2 separate regions of the Mus musculus genome follow, and region 2 is linked to region 1. Evidence: chromatin loops called from intact Hi-C (ENCODE). Cell type or tissue: left cerebral cortex. All regions are shown on one strand.

What was found. A loop is a pair of places that touch in the nucleus more often than their neighbours do. Peaks named below come from ENCODE experiments on the same cell type or tissue, not always from the same donor. Only the 100,000 strongest peaks of a DNase experiment are listed, where the experiment ranks them.
Region 2: a loop joins it to region 1, with 5 times the contacts of the local background. A loop is called at or near these places in 1 of 42 quality-filtered maps.

Annotation. Positions count from the first base shown.
Region 1 is chr7:44,439,778-44,447,777 of GRCm38, reverse strand. Lrrc4b (leucine rich repeat containing 4B) reads right to left here and starts at 5,291. Exons shown (of 3, transcript NM_198250.1): 1 at 5,247-5,291; 2 at 2,566-2,903. The coding sequence starts at 2,868. It overlaps Gm39003 (a long non-coding RNA gene), which reads left to right. Exons shown (of 2, transcript XR_882057.3): 2 at 1-885. In left cerebral cortex, CTCF peaks have their summits at 87, 1,527 (motif pointing left) and 4,112 (motif pointing right); DNase peaks (open chromatin) are centred at 4,406, 5,119, 5,836, 6,024 and 7 more places; H3K4me3 peaks cover 5,272 bases; H3K27ac peaks cover 5,790 bases.
Region 2 is chr7:44,356,936-44,364,935 of GRCm38, reverse strand. Shank1 (SH3 and multiple ankyrin repeat domains 1) reads right to left here. Exons shown (of 25, transcript NM_001034115.1): 25 at 6,583-8,000. The coding sequence ends at 7,599. It overlaps 1700008O03Rik (RIKEN cDNA 1700008O03 gene), which reads left to right. Exons shown (of 6, transcript NM_027049.1): 3 at 1,921-1,993; 4 at 2,164-2,284; 5 at 3,753-3,886; 6 at 4,555-4,893. The coding sequence ends at 4,750. Among named protein-coding and RNA genes, the nearest start is that of Gm39001, 14 kb to the left of the region's middle. In left cerebral cortex, CTCF peaks have their summits at 1,631 (motif pointing left), 3,684, 4,657, 7,066 and 1 weaker place; DNase peaks (open chromatin) are centred at 4,741, 5,800, 6,670, 7,544 and 3 more places; H3K4me3 peaks cover 1,550 bases; H3K27ac peaks cover 2,360 bases.

The DNA.
Region 1 (8,000 bases):
CCCATCTCAAAATAAAAAGTGACAGAGGGCTGGAGATGCCTAGAACCTCCCAGGGAGGGGCTGGGGTGTGGCTCACTGGTAGAGCTCCTGCCTAGAATTCCCTAGTGGTTGGGATTGGGGGTGACTGTGGCTCTGTGCACATGTTGGAAGCTCTAGATTCCCTCTCTAAATACTGCAAAAACAAACACCCAGCCGTGACAGCTCTGAGAAAGACATTCCTGGCTGTACCACCAGGTGCCAAAACCCAACCTCGGGGCAGCACTGAACACTGTGGTTCTCATTTCTGAAAAGAAAGCAGGCTGAGGCCAAAGCTCTATGGGAAAGTGCTTGGTGCACAAGCAGGAAGACCAGCGTTCCTCTGAGCTCCAGCACCAGTGGAAAAGCCAGGCACGGCGGTGCACATCTGTCACCCAGCACTGGCAAGGAAGACAGGAGGATCCATGAGGCTGACTGGCTAGCAAGCCTAGTGCTCTGTGCCCAGAGAGAGCCCACTTCAAAAGAAAAGGTGGAAAGTAATTGTGGAAGACACCTGGCATCTGTCTACCTCTGCTTCCCTATGCACATAAACAACACACACACACACACACACAGACAGAAGCAAAGGCCAGATAGGACCCTGAGGATGTTCTAAGGACATCAGTTTGAGGACTCCAGACAGGAAAGAGCCTGTGGGATTCTGAGTAGCTTTTGTCTCTATATGTTTATCTAGGTGTATTTTCTAAATTAATCTGTATTCATTCTATAATAAATAATTAAAAGATGCATTTACATAAGCCCAGAAAGGTATGAAAACAAATGTAAACAGGAGTTATTTATATCTGGGTGGTGGGATGTGTTGATTTTTTTAAAAATATGGATAATTAAAACCATTAGTTTTTTTTTTTCTTTTGTTGTGTGTTGGTTGGATATGAAGCATGGTCTCTCTGTGCCTAGGCTGGCCTGGAAGTCACTCTGTAGCCCAGGGTGGCCCTCACAGTTATCCTCCTGGGATTATAGGTGCACGCTGCCATTCTGAGCCAGCACTACATTTCCTGCTCTTCGGGCAGCTCCTGCCCGTGGGAAGGCAGGCTCTGGATGGAGGCCAGGCTCACTGGTCTCTCCACTCTGGACCTCAGCTTTTAGGGAGGTGAGAGCCTTCACAGTGGCGTGCAGACTCCCTACGCAGTGACAAATCCGTGCTCTTATTTTACTGCTATTTTTTCATCCTTTGATGATCTCCATTTTGTGGCAGAGGGTCTGCCCCTAGGGAGGGGCATGGCATACAGCCCAGCTGAGGCTGCAGCTGGAGAGATGAGGGGCAGACTTCAAATGAACTGGCAGAAATGGTGAGGTGGGCCTGGAGAAGTCATGGATATTGCCAGGTGCAGTGGTGGCACTGGGTCTCAAGATTCTCTAGTTTGCCTATCCTTGCTTCCCACACACCCAGAAAGAGCCTGTCCCTCCCCGCAATGTCCCAGGCTTTGATTCTTCTCAGAGTCTGGCTCTCCAGAGAGCTATATGGGGCCACGGAGCCCTCTGCTGGGGACTGGGGTCTAAGACCTTCTGTGAGGGTGCCCTCCTCTCTCCTACGTGTATTAAACGGGTACAAGGTAGTCTACACGAGGACTTGGAATTGACTCGATGCCTTTTAAACAGTGGCCTTCAGCCAGTGCTGTGATTCACAACTGTAATCCCTATACACAGGAGACTAGAGCAAGAGCATCACTGCAAGTTGGGGGGCAACCTGGGCTACAGAGCACGCTTAAGGGCAGCCTGAGCTGCCTATGGAAAGAGTTCCAAACCAGTCAGGGATACAAAGTGAGTCGCTGATCCTATCTCAGACAGATAGATAAATGCATAGATGCATAGATAGAAAAGCAAAACAAAACCCAAGAACCAACCAACCAACAACAAAATCCTCATGGGGGTGAGCACCATGTCTGCTCACAGACACTGGGTCTGCAGACAGCTGATGGCTGGCTGGGGCGCTGCTGAGCAATCTGCAGCACTCAGGACAGCCCCACCTCAGCCTCCCCGCTGTAGAAAGACCTGTTCCAAATGTCACAGCGCAGAGGTGGGAGGCGGCTCCCAACAGCTCACTCTGCCACCAGCACAGCCCCTAGCCCCACCGCACGGGGAAGGTTGTACACCAGCCAAAAGGCAGCTAAAGTCACCTGCAGCCTCCACTCACCACTCTGCCAGTACCAACCCTAAACCCTGAGCCCCTTGGCCCCCATCATTCACCCAGCCAGTTCTCCAGGACCGGAAGGAAACCAGCCCCCACTAGAAGAAGACATTGAGGTTTTCTGGAGATGCCAGGTCAGGCCAACACAAGCGATGGTGAAGTGGAAGGGCCTCTCCTGGCTACCTCAAGGCACCCTGTACTGTGGTGTGGGGGTGTGACAGGCACCCCAGGAAAACGTACACAGCCTACATGGAAATATATCGCAAAGGTGGGCGGGGCGAGGACGTGAATCCGTGCGCAGACACCAGGAACTCCAGGATGAGAGGGATGAGGAGGGAGGCAGAGGCTTGCACCCTTTGTGCCTTGACCCACGGGCCAATCAGCGGCGGAGGCGGGCTCACCTGGATGCTGTTCTCTTGCAGGTTCAGGTAGCGGGTGTTGACAGGGATGCTGGCTGGCACCTCGGCCAGCTCCCTCCGCGTGCAGATCACCCGGCTGGCCTGGTTGCTGCAGGAGCAGGCGGCTGGGCAGGAGGTGGCTGGCGGGGAGCCTCCTCCAGCGGCTGAGGTCACGGCCACACCGCCCCCACCAGCCCTCAGGGGTGGGGAGAAGAGCCACAGGAGCAAGAGAGCCCCGTGGGGCCAGGACATCCTACCAGGCGGCAGCAAGGGGCACGGGGAGCCGCGGATGTGGGCCTGCGCCATCCTCAATGTTCATACTCCGAGGGCACGCTGGGGGGCTGTGGGAGAAGAGAGGGTGTTGGTCAGTAAGCAACAGGGACTCAGGCTGCCTGAGCTTCATCAGGCTCAGTTCCACCAGAAGTCCCTACCCCTGCTCAGAACCAAAGTTACAGGGACTTGGCCTTCCTGTGCCAGACCTCATCCTCCTCTGGGCCATTCTGCAGAAAGGATAAATGAGGCAAGAGAGAGGACATTTGTGCCCAAGGTCACTTGGTTAGTAAATGGCAACGTCAGCTAGATTCAAACTTAGGTCCTGCCAGGCCTGGGGTCGCAGGACTGCCCTTGTAGTTGCTCAAGATGTCGAGGCAGGAGCATTGAAAGTTGCAGACTGGCCTGGGCTAGAGAGAGTACATCCAGAGCCAACCTGGGCAATGCAGTGAGACCTCGTTCAAAACTAAAAAGTCAACATGTGGCTGGGCGGTGGGGCACATTCCCAGGATGCTCAAGGCCTTTGTTTCCACCCCTAGAACTGTTTGTTAAAAAAATTTTTTTTAAGTTGTGTCATTGCATTGAGTTCAGTTAGACAGGTAAGTATGTAGAGATAGAGGGACAGACAGACAGACAATGAGGCAAAGGCTCTGCCGGGGTGAAAAGCAACACTGATCAACTCCTATCACACACCAAGCGGGTTGCAGGTCCCCTGGGAGGCAGCGTCCCATCCCTCCATCCCTCCCTGCAGGTCTCTGTCCAGGTGTACGGGCACCAGAACCAGACATGAAGGCCCATCTCTGTATGCCCTCCTGCCCACCCTGGGGTCATCCCTCACTCCACTCAGGCCCTGTCCTGTCCTAGACTTGGAGGAGAGGTAATCGAGAGGGGACAGGAGGTAGCTGGGTTTCTGGCAGGAGGTGGGAGGCTGTTGGGGTGCCCCCACCCTGTGGTGGCCCTGTTGGAGACTATAGCAGTGCCCATGGGCCTCAAGATTGCAGGTGCTCCAAGGGAACACAGCCTGTGGCGGGACCTGTGCCAGCGGCTGTCGCAGGACAGGGCTGAGGAGCTGATGGAGTGGGGATGGAGCAGTAGGGACCCCCATGTCTGTGTCTGGGATGCAGGAATTCAGGGTCATTGTACACCCCCCCCCATCCTATCCCCTGTTTTCCTGAGTCCCGGGGGGAGGGACTCAGGCTAACCAAATGGCGCGCAGATAGGGCAGTGACTGCAGCCAGCACAGCAGGCGCCCTTCCTATGCATCAGCCGCTCCTGCCTGTGGAGGGCGGAAGCTGCTGGATTTTGTGCCTTGTCAAGGCCCACTGGGTGGCAGAGGGGGTCTGGCCTCAGGACTTACCCTCTGGCTCCCAATGGTCCCTCCACATGGCACCCCTGAGTGCTCACACACATAGAATCCCCTGAAACGGGGGGGCAGTAGGGGGAGAGGGGTCCCCATAAACATGATCACCCACCCACTCACACAAACAGCAGAGACAGACACACCCTCACACACGGCCTCTCTAATCCATGGACACAGGGCTGCCTGCCCCCCATGCAGGTGCGCATGAGCGCGCAAGCACGCGAGCGCGCGAGCAAGCACACACACACACACACACACACACACACACACACACACACACACACACTCCTGTAGCCTCCAAGATTTTAACCCAGATAGAAATATGTGTGCCGCCGCCGTGTATTGGAGCAAGTGTGTGAAGGCAGGGCTGGAAATGGAGACAGAGATGGAGACAGAGATAAAAAGAAACAGAGATGGAGACAGAGAGACAGACCAAGAGAAAATGACAGAGATGGTGAGAGGCACGGAAACAGAGACAAAGATAGAAAAGGGGGGGAAAAGACAAAGACAAAAACCGGCACAGAGATAGACAGAGGCCAAGGGACAGAGACCGTGACAGAGAGGCAGAAACAGAGAAATAGACAAAAAGACGGAGATGGAGAGATGGACCCAGGAGCAGAGACTGACAGGATCAGAGAAGCGGAGGCACGAGAGACCGAGAGATAGACAGAAAGACAGAGAGGCAGAACCCCCCCACCCCCCCACCGCCTCAGGGCTGGCCACCACACGCTGCCTTCACTAGCTTGCCTCGGCAGGGGCCGGGGGCCTTTGTTCCCACACATGTGGCCAGGGAGCTTTCTCCTCAGTCCACTCGGCTCCACGATCCCCACTTCCTGATACTCTGGCAACGACCAGCCAAGGGTCTGTGCTCACCGAGCCCACCATCCCCCAGGCCAGCGCCCGGGTCTCCTCCCCCACCAAGGCTGCCAGTGCACACCCCGTCGAGGCTTCTGCAGTAGCAGCTCCCCTCCCTCCCCTCCCGCCTCTCCTGCCACCACCATCTCCTTGTCCTTGTCTCCCCGCTCCCAGAGCACACACTCTGAGGGACACTCACCCTGGCGGCTTGGCTTCCGATGGCCTTCTCTCTGTGCCCCAGGCCCCCCCCTCCACATGCCTGCAGTTGCCCGGGGCCCTGCCACCCCAGCTTCCTACTGCTTCCCGTTGAGCTTGTGCTGAGGGGGGGGGCGCAGGGGCTTCTTGGGTCTCCCTGCACCCCCCCCCGTCTGTCGCCCTCCCCACCCTCTAGGGGAGCCTGGCCTTTTTCTCTTGGCCACCACACGAGCAAGCCCTTGCCTCCTGTGGTCCTGTGTCCCCCACTTTACTCCCCCCAACACCAGCTTCCTTTCTCTTCACTCACAGACACAGCCTCTGCCCCTCTCCCCAGCTCCCCGACTCTGTCTTGTCTCCCCGAGGACCCCCAGACCTCTTGTCGGTCTGTCCTCCTCCTCCACTGTCCCTGTCAGTCTGTCATTGCTGGGAGCCTGGCTCAGTCAGGTTCCCACTGTCCGTCTGTCTGTCCTGGGGCCTGCCTCCTTGTCTCTCTCCCAGCTCTGCCTTGCTCCCTTTCTCTGCGATTACAATTTCTAGTCACACGGCAGTGCAGAGCCCAGCTCGCTCCCTCCCCGCCCCCTCCCTCCTTCTTTCTCTCCTTCCAGCGGGGAGGGCGCTCCCTTCCTCCTTCCCTCCACCCTCACTCAACTCCCCCCTCCCAGCTAGCTCGGCCAGGGGGTGGCCTCCCCCTCCCCCGCTAATCAAAGGCTCCGTTATCTAATTAACCCGTTGGTTCTGGGCAGTCAGGGAAGGTCGGGGGAAGCGGGGGAGGAAGGTTGTCGGCTGTGCTGCCAGGGGAGAGGGGTTTGGACTGTGCCAAGCTAGAGCCTCATGGCAGGCACACACACACACACACACACACACACACACACACACACACACACACACACACAGCAGCCTCGGCTGCAGAACCAGGCTGGGCAGCATGGACTCCATGCCGCTGGACCAAGACATCCCTCCTACATCCTCAGGGTCCACCCTGGCGCTCCTGCATCTGCTCTAGGTCCCCCCACTACCTCATGCAGCTGCTGATTCAACCCCATTCCAGTATTCCAGTCAACCTATGCCAGCCAACTTAGGCCCATGTCACCATCAACCTTTCAGCTGAGACCAGCACTCATTCTTGCCACAAAGAAAGCTACCCCTGATGCCAACCCCCCCCCAGCCACAGACTAATACCCACCTCCTGGTGCCCTCTGCAGAACAGGCTGTGAAGCTACACTTTGCTATTCACTTCATGTGTCCCTTCATCTATCCATGCTTCCTTCTATCTGTCCATACAGCCATTCATCTATCTATCCATATACCCATACAGTCATCTATATATCCACCTATCAACCCACTCCTCCATCCAACATCCATCCATCCATCTGTCCATCTATGTATCCACCCTCTACCCATCTATCCATCCTCTTATCTATATATCTATCCTTCCATTTACCTATTTCTTTCCTTGTCCATCCAACCCTTTATCCATGCATCCATCTCTTCTGCTACCCGTCCATCCATTCATCCATTCATAAATTCCCTTATCTACATACCTATTCATCCATCCCGTTAGCCATCTCTCCATTCTTTATCCATGCATCAGCCATCCATTTATTGATTTATCTTCACTCATTTATGTCTCTACCCATCCCTTTATGTATTCATCCATCCATCCATCCATCCATCCATCCATCCATCCTTCTACCTCTTTATATCTGCCCATCTATCACCCCTCCCTTTTCCACTTACTCTATCTAAAACCTATTTATGAAGCCCCCACTCTGTGCCAGGCACTGAAGCATATGCCAAGTGCTTACGAATGGGTACAAGGCTCAGCATACCATGACCCACAAATGCAAGTAGTGCTAGTTAGAGCTCTGGGAAGGGGCTGAGCTGGATTTCTGAATCTGCCTCTTTGCCATATGGCCTCAGTTTCTGAGTTCTGGTGTCCTTCACTGTGAGGAGGGTAGTACAGGCTGCCTGCCATAGTGGCTGGAGGTTGAAAGAGTAGTGTTCTGAACACAGGCTGTCCTGTCTCAGCTCATGCTCAGCTAGCTCCTGACCTAGCCATCACCTCACTCCTGCCTGGACTCTGCTCCACAGTGTGTCTGGTCCCTCAAGTGACCAGCCAGATCCCTCCCTTTGCTGCTCAGGGCCCTCCAGCAACTTCTGAATCACACAGATAAAGGTTAAAAACCTCACTCCTCAGTCAGCTTCTGCTCTGACCTCCCTCCTGGAGCTGAGCACCAGCCTGGGGCTGAGGGCGAGCGAGGCTTTGTGGTTGTTCTTCACTCTGCCTGTATCCCTCTGACACCGCTCTCACTGAATGATGCCTGGTTCTTTCTCCCTCAGGTTACCTAATCTCTCAGACCATAGCTACTGGAATTCACTTTCTCCAAGAGTGGGGTCTCATCGGCTTTGGTTTCTGTTTGGTGTTGAAACCTGTGACAGATCCTGGTAGGCTCAGGGAATGCCAGATGAGAGGAGGAATGGACACACTGTATGGATGCCTGGCTTCACACCTGCGCTGTTAGGATCCATCTCTGCCTCTTGTCACAGATGCACTGGCACCCAGTCCTGGCACACTCTAAGAGCTGCCCAAGTCTGGAACATCTCTTCACCTGAGGTCTCCACCCTAGGAGGTCACTGCCTTTCACTGGACACCTGTGTTTCAGGTCCTCCTCCGTCCCTCTTTGCCACAGTCCCATCTGGCTGGCTAGATCCCAGTGCATTGCTAGGTGCCCCTCTAACTAATCTGTCACTAGGGGAG
Region 2 (8,000 bases), 83 kb after region 1:
GCTGGCCTAGAGTCCCCTGTGAGGGGCTGGAGTCATCTCCGTGGTGGAGCACCTGCCCAGCACTGTGAAAAGACCCAGGTTTGGTCCCTAGCACTGTCACGAAGGGCTTGGCCCGTTGCAGTGACACATTCTGGAAAACATCTGTGTTTGAAGTAGGACAGAAGGGAAGATGAAAAAGAGGCAGTAAGGTATGGATTCTGTTAAAATGCAGATTAAAGCAGTGGTGTACCCCTGCAACCCCAGCAAGAGAGGCAGAGGCAGAGGAGGCAGAGAGGCAGAGGCAGGTGAATCTCTCAGGTCAAGGACAGCCTGGTCCTCAAAGCAAGTTCCAGGACAGCCAGGGCTACAAAGGGCCTTGGGATGTTGCCATCAAACCAGATTCCCACACCACATCTAGAAGAACGCATGCCCACCAAGGAAGTGTGTTACTTCACATGCAAGCTGGAGCATCTGAGGGCTTTCAGCACAGGGTGCTGATGGGAGATCCAGCCCTCAGCTCTGAGCCAGGTAGTGGGGGCTGTTATATAATTCCTGTAGTTGAAGTGTTTAATAGTTATGTGTCTGCTCGTTGCTCAGATGTAACTGCATCATGCTCTCATCTGAGTGTCTTGCTCTAGTGGCTCTGTCTGGAATTGATGTCAGGGATAATCATTAGGCCAGGAGGAACATCTTATAGCCTTGGGCTGTCAGGGGCAACTCTTCTCTCTTCTGCCTTGAAACACTGTAACATAAAGAAGGCAGACATTAATTTGGGTCAAAGAGTGTATTGTGGGCTGCTTGAACTCTATAGGACAACTTGTGGGCCTAAGGTCCAGTGCACTGTTGCTCAGCATATCCAACATGGTTGAAGCTGGGTTACTCCATCCACATTCCAGCCCATCTGAAGGAAGAGCCAAACATCAAACAGCTTCCTTCCTTCCTTCCTTCCTTCCTTCCTTCCTTCCTTCCTTCCTTCCTTCCTTCCTTCCTTCCTTCCTTCTCTCCCTCCTTCTTCCTCCTCTTTTTCCCCCTCCTCCTCTTGCTCCTCCTCCTCCCCGTCCTCCTCTTCCTTCCCCTCTCTCTCTTCCCCACACTTTTCCCGTGAGACACAGGCTGACCCACAGTTCCTGTGTGACTTTGACTGCCTTTGAACTCATGATAACCCCCTTGCCACAGCCTTCCTTGTGCTGTGCTGCCAGGTCTGCACACTACCACAGCCAGTGGACAATCCTCTATGTGGACAACCCTAAAGTTGCAGTGCTCCCTCTCGCTTACACCGTTGGTGAGAACTTGGTTGCCAGGCCACAAAGGAGCTGCTCAGGGAGGCTAGACACCCTTGTGCCTGTACAGCTGAAGAGAAGAGGGAGAGAATAGGTCATGTGTGCCAATGACTAGCCAAGGGAAACGAGAGGCCCATCAGCTAATGGTAAAGTGGGCAAGAAAGGGGTCATATGTGAGGAACTTATCAGTCAAGTTCCAACCAGCAGGCTGGAGTTTGGTATTAACTGTGGTGCAGAGGGCTGGAGAGATGGCTCAGTGGTTAAGAGCACCAACTGCTCTTCCAGAGATCCTGAGTTCAAATCCCAGCAACTACATGGTGGCTCCCAACCATCTATAATGGGGATCTGATGCCCTCTTCTGGTGTGTCTGAAGACAGTGTGTACTCACATACATGAAATAAATAAATCTTAAAAAAAAGTTTCTGGTGCAGAGTGTTATTTTTCTCTTGCATTGCTTCCTTCAGGCTGCACCTAGCCAGGAAACAGTCTCAGCGCCGTAATGGAAGGGTGGATCCTGTAGCTTCCAGATGATATCTCAGAGCCTAGCCCCTGAGATCTAACTTTCCTGAGTGGTATGCACACTGCTGGGTGATTCTCTTCTGGAAAGAGTTATGGCCTCAAAGGGTTCTTGGCAGGTGACACTGGGTTCTTTTGTTACTAGGATCCTTCCTTGTTGACCTCGAGTCTATGGAGGAGTCCATGTCTCGGAGCCTGGGCAAGCCTGCCAAGTCCTCGTGAGTACTCCCTGGTCCCGCGACCTGTGACAGCTCCTGCAGAGGTGACAGCAGCAGCCCCTGACCTGAGAGTCCCTTTCCTTGCCTTGTTCTCCCTTCCTCCCTTCCTTTGCCCTCTATCCTTCTCCTCCCCTCTCCTCTTTCTTTCCCTCTCCTCCACACACACACAGGAAGCAGTACCTGCGGCAGGTCATCTCGGAATATGAGGCGCTGGATCGGGAGCTCCCGTGTATCCGAAAATTCTCAGAACCACCCTCTGCCCAGCCCCTCTGCCTTTGCATGGAGACTTCGGTGAGTGGCCCAGCTCTCTGCACAGTTCAGGTGGTGATGGGATCAGCGGATCAGACCTGAGGTGGCCGGCGGTTTAATTCAGGTTAAGGACTGGGCATGGTAAATCTGTGTTCATTACTGCAGCACTCTAGCAGTTCAAGGTCAGCCTCAGTTACACGGTGAGTTTGAAACTAGCCTGGGCTACCTGAGCTCATGTCTCAAAGAGAACAACAAAAAAACAAAATCACACACACGCACACACACAGAGGAGACCATGATTGCTTGTGTCTGGCGTTAAGAGGCACCTACTGTATACTAGGTGCAAGCTTTAAGGCATCCCTTTAGAAGTCTATGTGACTTTACTCTTTCATGGGGGGCTGTTGTCCCCATTTCATCTCTCCTTTCCTTGGTGTCTTTAAGAAAGGGACCCCAGTGTACTGCCCCAGGTACGAGGCATCTCTTTCCAGCTCAGAAGCTAAAGCAGGCCTGGTTAGCACATGGGTGGGAGGAAGAGGCCTTCCAGACTGTCCTAACAGGTGGAGGCCAGAGGACAACTCATTTCTCTCCTTCCACCTATAGCAGGTTATAGGGATTGAACTCAAGTCATAAGGTTCACACAGTAAGCGTCTTTACCCACTAAACCAGGAAGCCAGCCCATCAACAGTGATTATATATACTTGGACAGCTGTTTTTCGCACTTTTCCACTATGGCACATCTCCTCAAACAACAACTTCTTCTTCTTCTTCTTCTTCTTCTTCTTCTTCTTCTTCTTCTTCTTCTTCTTCTTCTTCTTCTTCCTCTTCCTCTTCCTCTTCTTCCTCCTCCTCTTCCTCCTCCTCTTCCTCCTCCTCTTCCTCCTCCTCTTCTTCCTCTTCTTCCTCTTCTTCTTCCTTATTCCTCTTCTTCTTCCTCCTCCTCCTTCTTCTTCCTCCTCCTCCTTCTTCTTCTTCTTCCTCCTCCTCCTTCTTCCTCCTCCTCCTTCTTCTTCCTCCTCCTCCTCCTCTTCCTCCTCCTCCTTCTTCTTCTTTTGGTTTTTTGAGACAGGGTTTCTCTGTATAGCCCTGGCTGTCCTGGAACTCACTCTGTAGACCAGGCTGGCCTTGAACTCAGAAATCCGCCTGCCTCTGCCTCCCGAGTGCTGGGATTAAAGGCATGCGCCACCACACCCGGCTCAAACAATTTCTTCTGACCCTTCTGATAACTGCAGCCCCTTAACTTTGAAATCACCTGTTCAAATAGAATCCTCCAGAACTGTAAAGCACTGTCCATGGCTGGTCTCTGGGAGAGTTTCCCTGTAGGGCGGTTATTACAATTTAATTAGTCTAGTTTTTCAGAATGATCTCGAGTAGCAGATGCCTTCACACCCGAGAGACACCTGTGGTCACCCCTTTTGACAAGAGTGTCATAACCTAGCGGGTCTGTAGGTGGAGTCTTGGACCAGGCTCCAGCCTAGGAGATAAGGGCTGAAGTTGATGCATGCCCACGCAGGAAGACTTTACGCACGTGGAGGTGCTGCAGGCTTTGGAGGCCGAGCTGCCCGGGGCCATGGAAAGCGGGCGCGTGAACAGCATCCGCTACGAGAATATGAATGTCATCTGCGGTACTGCGGGCCGCAGGGACAGGTGAGACCATGCATGGGAGTGGTCTAGGGTGAGAGGCTGAGGAACGTAATTGGGAGAGATGCAGCCAGGGAGCGTAATGCTCCATAAACTGAGCTGGGAGGCGGAATTAGAGTGAGAGTGGGAGAGGGGCGGAGCCTAGCATCAGTGGGGGACGGAGGGGGGAGGACACAGGGGGGGTGGGGGGACGGACACAGAGGGCGTGGAACCTAGAGGAGGCTGGTGGTTGAAGTCAGAGTGTAGAGGCCAGTGAGGGATGGAGCTAAAAGCAACTGAAAGACTTGGAGCCTAGAGTGAGTTGAGAAGAGGCGAGGTGAGAGGATGAGGTCAAGGTGAAGGGGAACAGTGAGTTTTGAGGCCCAGAACCACTCAGAGGGACGGGTCCTAGGTTGAGCGGCACTTTTGGCAAAATCAGAATGAAGATAGCATTGGAGGGCTGGCCTGGGCTGGGTAGCATTTAGGGAGGAGTCAGAGTCAGGATGACATTGTGGGGGCAGGTCCTATGCTGAAGGGCTTTTCTAGCGGAGTCTGAGGAGACAGTAGCGAGGGCGGGACCTGGCGCATTCCCAGGTGAGGTGAACGATCCAGCTGAGAAGACCGCAGTGACGCCCGCAAGCGAAGGGGGCCAGGGTGAACCCAAAGACGTCTCTGGGCCTTCACTTCGCCCACAGGTGGCTCATCACCGTCACAGACTTCCAGACGCGGTCACGCCTGCTGCGCTCCGGGCTCACCCTCCGTGGAACCGCGTACCCACTGGTGCGCCACGACGATTTACTGCTGGGGGACTACCGTTTGCACCTGCGCCGCTCTCTGGTCCGAAGGCGCATGCTCGAAGCCCTCGGGGCGGAGCCTGCCGACGAAGATTGACGCACAGCGGGGGCGGGTTCCAGCTGCACCCCGCCCCCAGACCCGGCGAAACGAGAAGGCGTGGCCTCCCTAGGAAGGAGGCGGGGCCGGCTCGAGGGGGTGGATACTGTGAGTTTAATTATAAAGAATGACCTGATACAAAAGCCATTTCTCTCGGCAAAGTCGTGTTGGGCGTGGGGGGCGGGGCGAACCTCCACTCTCATCCACTCGGCCAGAAACGCCAACCTGGTCACAACCTATCCCTGCGACCTTGCAGGACGAGCTCAACTCCTTTCAAGTCCCCTCCCGCCCCCTTGGAAGACAGTTCTAGGGCTTTTATTTCAGGTTTTTCCCCCTTTTGGATTTGTGTGTTCTAGGGTTTTTTTTTTTAATTTTTATTTTGCTTTGTATATTTTTCTTTTGCTATTGTTTCTCTTTTTGCTTGGTCTCTCCTCTCCACCCCGCTCCCCCATCCAATCCCTCCCCCTTCCCTCTCCCCGCTCCTTCACCCCCACCCCCACCCCTTACGCCCTCCCCAACCCCGCGGCACCCATCCGGAATTAACAAGCCCTTGATAGACAGGCGCCGCGCAGGCCCCCTGCGGACGGGGGGCATCCGACCAGGGGGAGGGGGCGGGTAGGGGCCCAGCGCCACCACCTCTCCAGCCCTCGCCACCCCTCCCCCTCCCGTGACCCTCCCACAAGGTTCCCTGCATTTCCCTGACGTGGTGAGGGGAGGGGGCTGGCCCTCCCCTCGTGGATGGAGCGCCCCAGGGGCGCCTGGGGACAGCTATAGGGAATGGGGTGGGGGGAAGGAGGGGAGCTCCCTTCTTTGGCAGCTGAACATAGGGGGGAACCTGAGGGCGATGCCTTCTCCCCTTTTATCCACAGCAGGGGAGGGGGCTACCTAGGGGAGGAGAGGTGGCTTTAATTCCCAAGCCCCAGAAGCAGGGAGGGGGAACGTGCGGGGAGGGAGGAGCCATGCTGTAAGGATGGGGGCGTAATCTGGGAGAGAAGAAAGGGTTGGGGAGGAGAGGGGAATCTTCGTGCAAAATGGACAGACAGATGAATGGTCTAAGAATGACAGGACTGGGTGACAGCCTAGTGAGCTGGGAGCCAGCGTGCATGCGCAGGGTCTCCTCTCCCTAGGAAAAGCAGGGGGAGGTGAGCGAAGACCTAGGGTGGGTGCAGAAAATGAGAAGAGAGGACTGGCTAAGAGTATGCAGAGAGGCGAATACGCAAACCAAAAAGAGGCCAGGCTCTGCAGGGCAACTGGGGAAAGTCATCTAGAAAGATCAGAACAGCGCAGCAAGCACATCCCATACCTGAGCACCATTAAAGAAGGAAGAAGAAGAAGAAGAAGAAGAAGAAAGAAGAAGAAGAAGAAGAAGAAGAAGAAGAAGAAGAAGAAGAAGAAGAAGAAGAAGAAGGAAGAAGAAGAAGAAGAAGAAGAAGAAGAAGAAGAAGAAGAAGAAGAAAGAAGAAGAAGAAGAAGAAGAAGAAGAAGAAGAAGAAGAAGAAGAAGAAGAAGAAGAAGAAGAAGAAGAAGAAGAAAGAAGAAGAAGAAGAAGAAGAAAAAGAAGAAGGAGGCTGGGGGCAGGGGTGGAGAATGGGCCGGGGAGGGCAAGTGCACAAGAGGAAGTGTGCAAGGGTACACAAGAAAGCAAGGAAACCGGTGAACAGAAGTAGCCTGGCGTGGTGACGCACGCCTTTAATCCCAGCATATGGGAGGCAGAGGCAATCTCTGAGTTCCAGGACAGCCAGGGTTCCACAGAGAAACCCTTTCTCAGGAAACAAAACAAAACAGCAGTGAACAGGAATGTGAAGGAGAAGGATGAGGAGCCGGGGGAGAAGGGGTTAAACATTTGGAAAGAGTTCAGGGCCATGAGTGTGAGGGGTGTGCTAAGTGTCAGAGAAAATAGAGAAGGCCGGGCACAGGAGTGCCACCATGAGAGGGAGAGTAAGGGCTTAGGGGTGGCAAGACAGGAAAGTGGCCCTGGACGTGAGAGCGGAGGTGAGTGTGTTCAGAGCATGTACAGAGAGAGCAGAGAGCACGGGTGGCCAGGGGCTATGGGAGTATGCCTGGGTCTGGGAGCAGGAGAGGGAAGGAAAGTCCCATGTGTGTCTGCAGCATGGGACCAGGGTGGCTAGAGAAAGAAAGGGTGCAGTAACCCCTCTCCCCCAGAAGCAAGTATGCAGAGAGCAAGCTAGCGAAGGCGGTGGCGCTTGAGGAAAAAAAAAAAAAAAAAAAAAAAAAGAAAGAAAAGAAAAAAAAAAAAAGAATGCAGCGTGTTGGGGAGCGGAGAGGGCCTCAGCAGGCCAGAGGTGTGCAAGACAGCCAGGGGGCAAGCTTGTGCAAAAACTGCAGCCAGGAAGGGGAACAGGCGTGCAAGAGGCCGGGGGCTGGGCAGCTGAGTGTGCCACGGAGAGAGGGAAGACTGAGGGGCCTGGAGAGGTGAAAAGGGTTATTTGAGGGGCGCGAATGATGGAATCGGAGGGCACACCTTCCCAGGACCCCATCAGGTCAGGCTCTGGGCTGACCCTCTATGGCTCTGTCTGTCCCCCCACCCCCAGTCGGCCTTTCCCTCCTTCTTCAGTACCCCTTTGTCATTTTTGTCTAATCCCCCCCTCTACTCCACTTGCAGTCTTGTGTCAGCTGCCCACCTCTTGCGAGGTGCCATTGTCTGGCCCGCATCGGGTCCACCTGGGGACCTCAGTCAGGCCTGGGGAGATGGGGCCAGGCACAGTTTTAGCAGAGTCCCTGGCCCCCTGAGGGGAGAGGGGAGAGAATGATGGTCAGAGGGGTCAGAGGTCAAGAGGTCAGCAGGCTCAAGGGTCCTATGGACGGGCTGGTCCGTCCAGGCCAGCCATCACCTCTCCAGGAAAAATTTGAGAGCCCGGTCAATGTTCATACGGTGGCCCACCCTGGTCACGCCCAGGTCCACATAGTCCTCCTTGGTCAAGGCGGGCAGATGGGAGCCATCAATCTCGTGGTCCAGGAACTGGGCTCGATGCTCTGATAAGCCCAGCCACTCCAGCCAATCAGCGACGTCAAACTTGGTCCAGAACCCTAGAGGCTTGGCGCCGAACGGCTTGTCCGGGGGCAGCGAGAGCAGGCGGGTGGGTGATAGGGAGCGAGAGGCCCCAGACAAGGCTCCTCCAAGACCCCCAGATATCCCGGGGTGTGGTGGCACAAAGACGGGAGCGAAGGGGTCAGCCGAGCCTCCTGCCCCTCCGGTCGGAGAGCTACGGATGTCGAAGAGGCCCGGGTA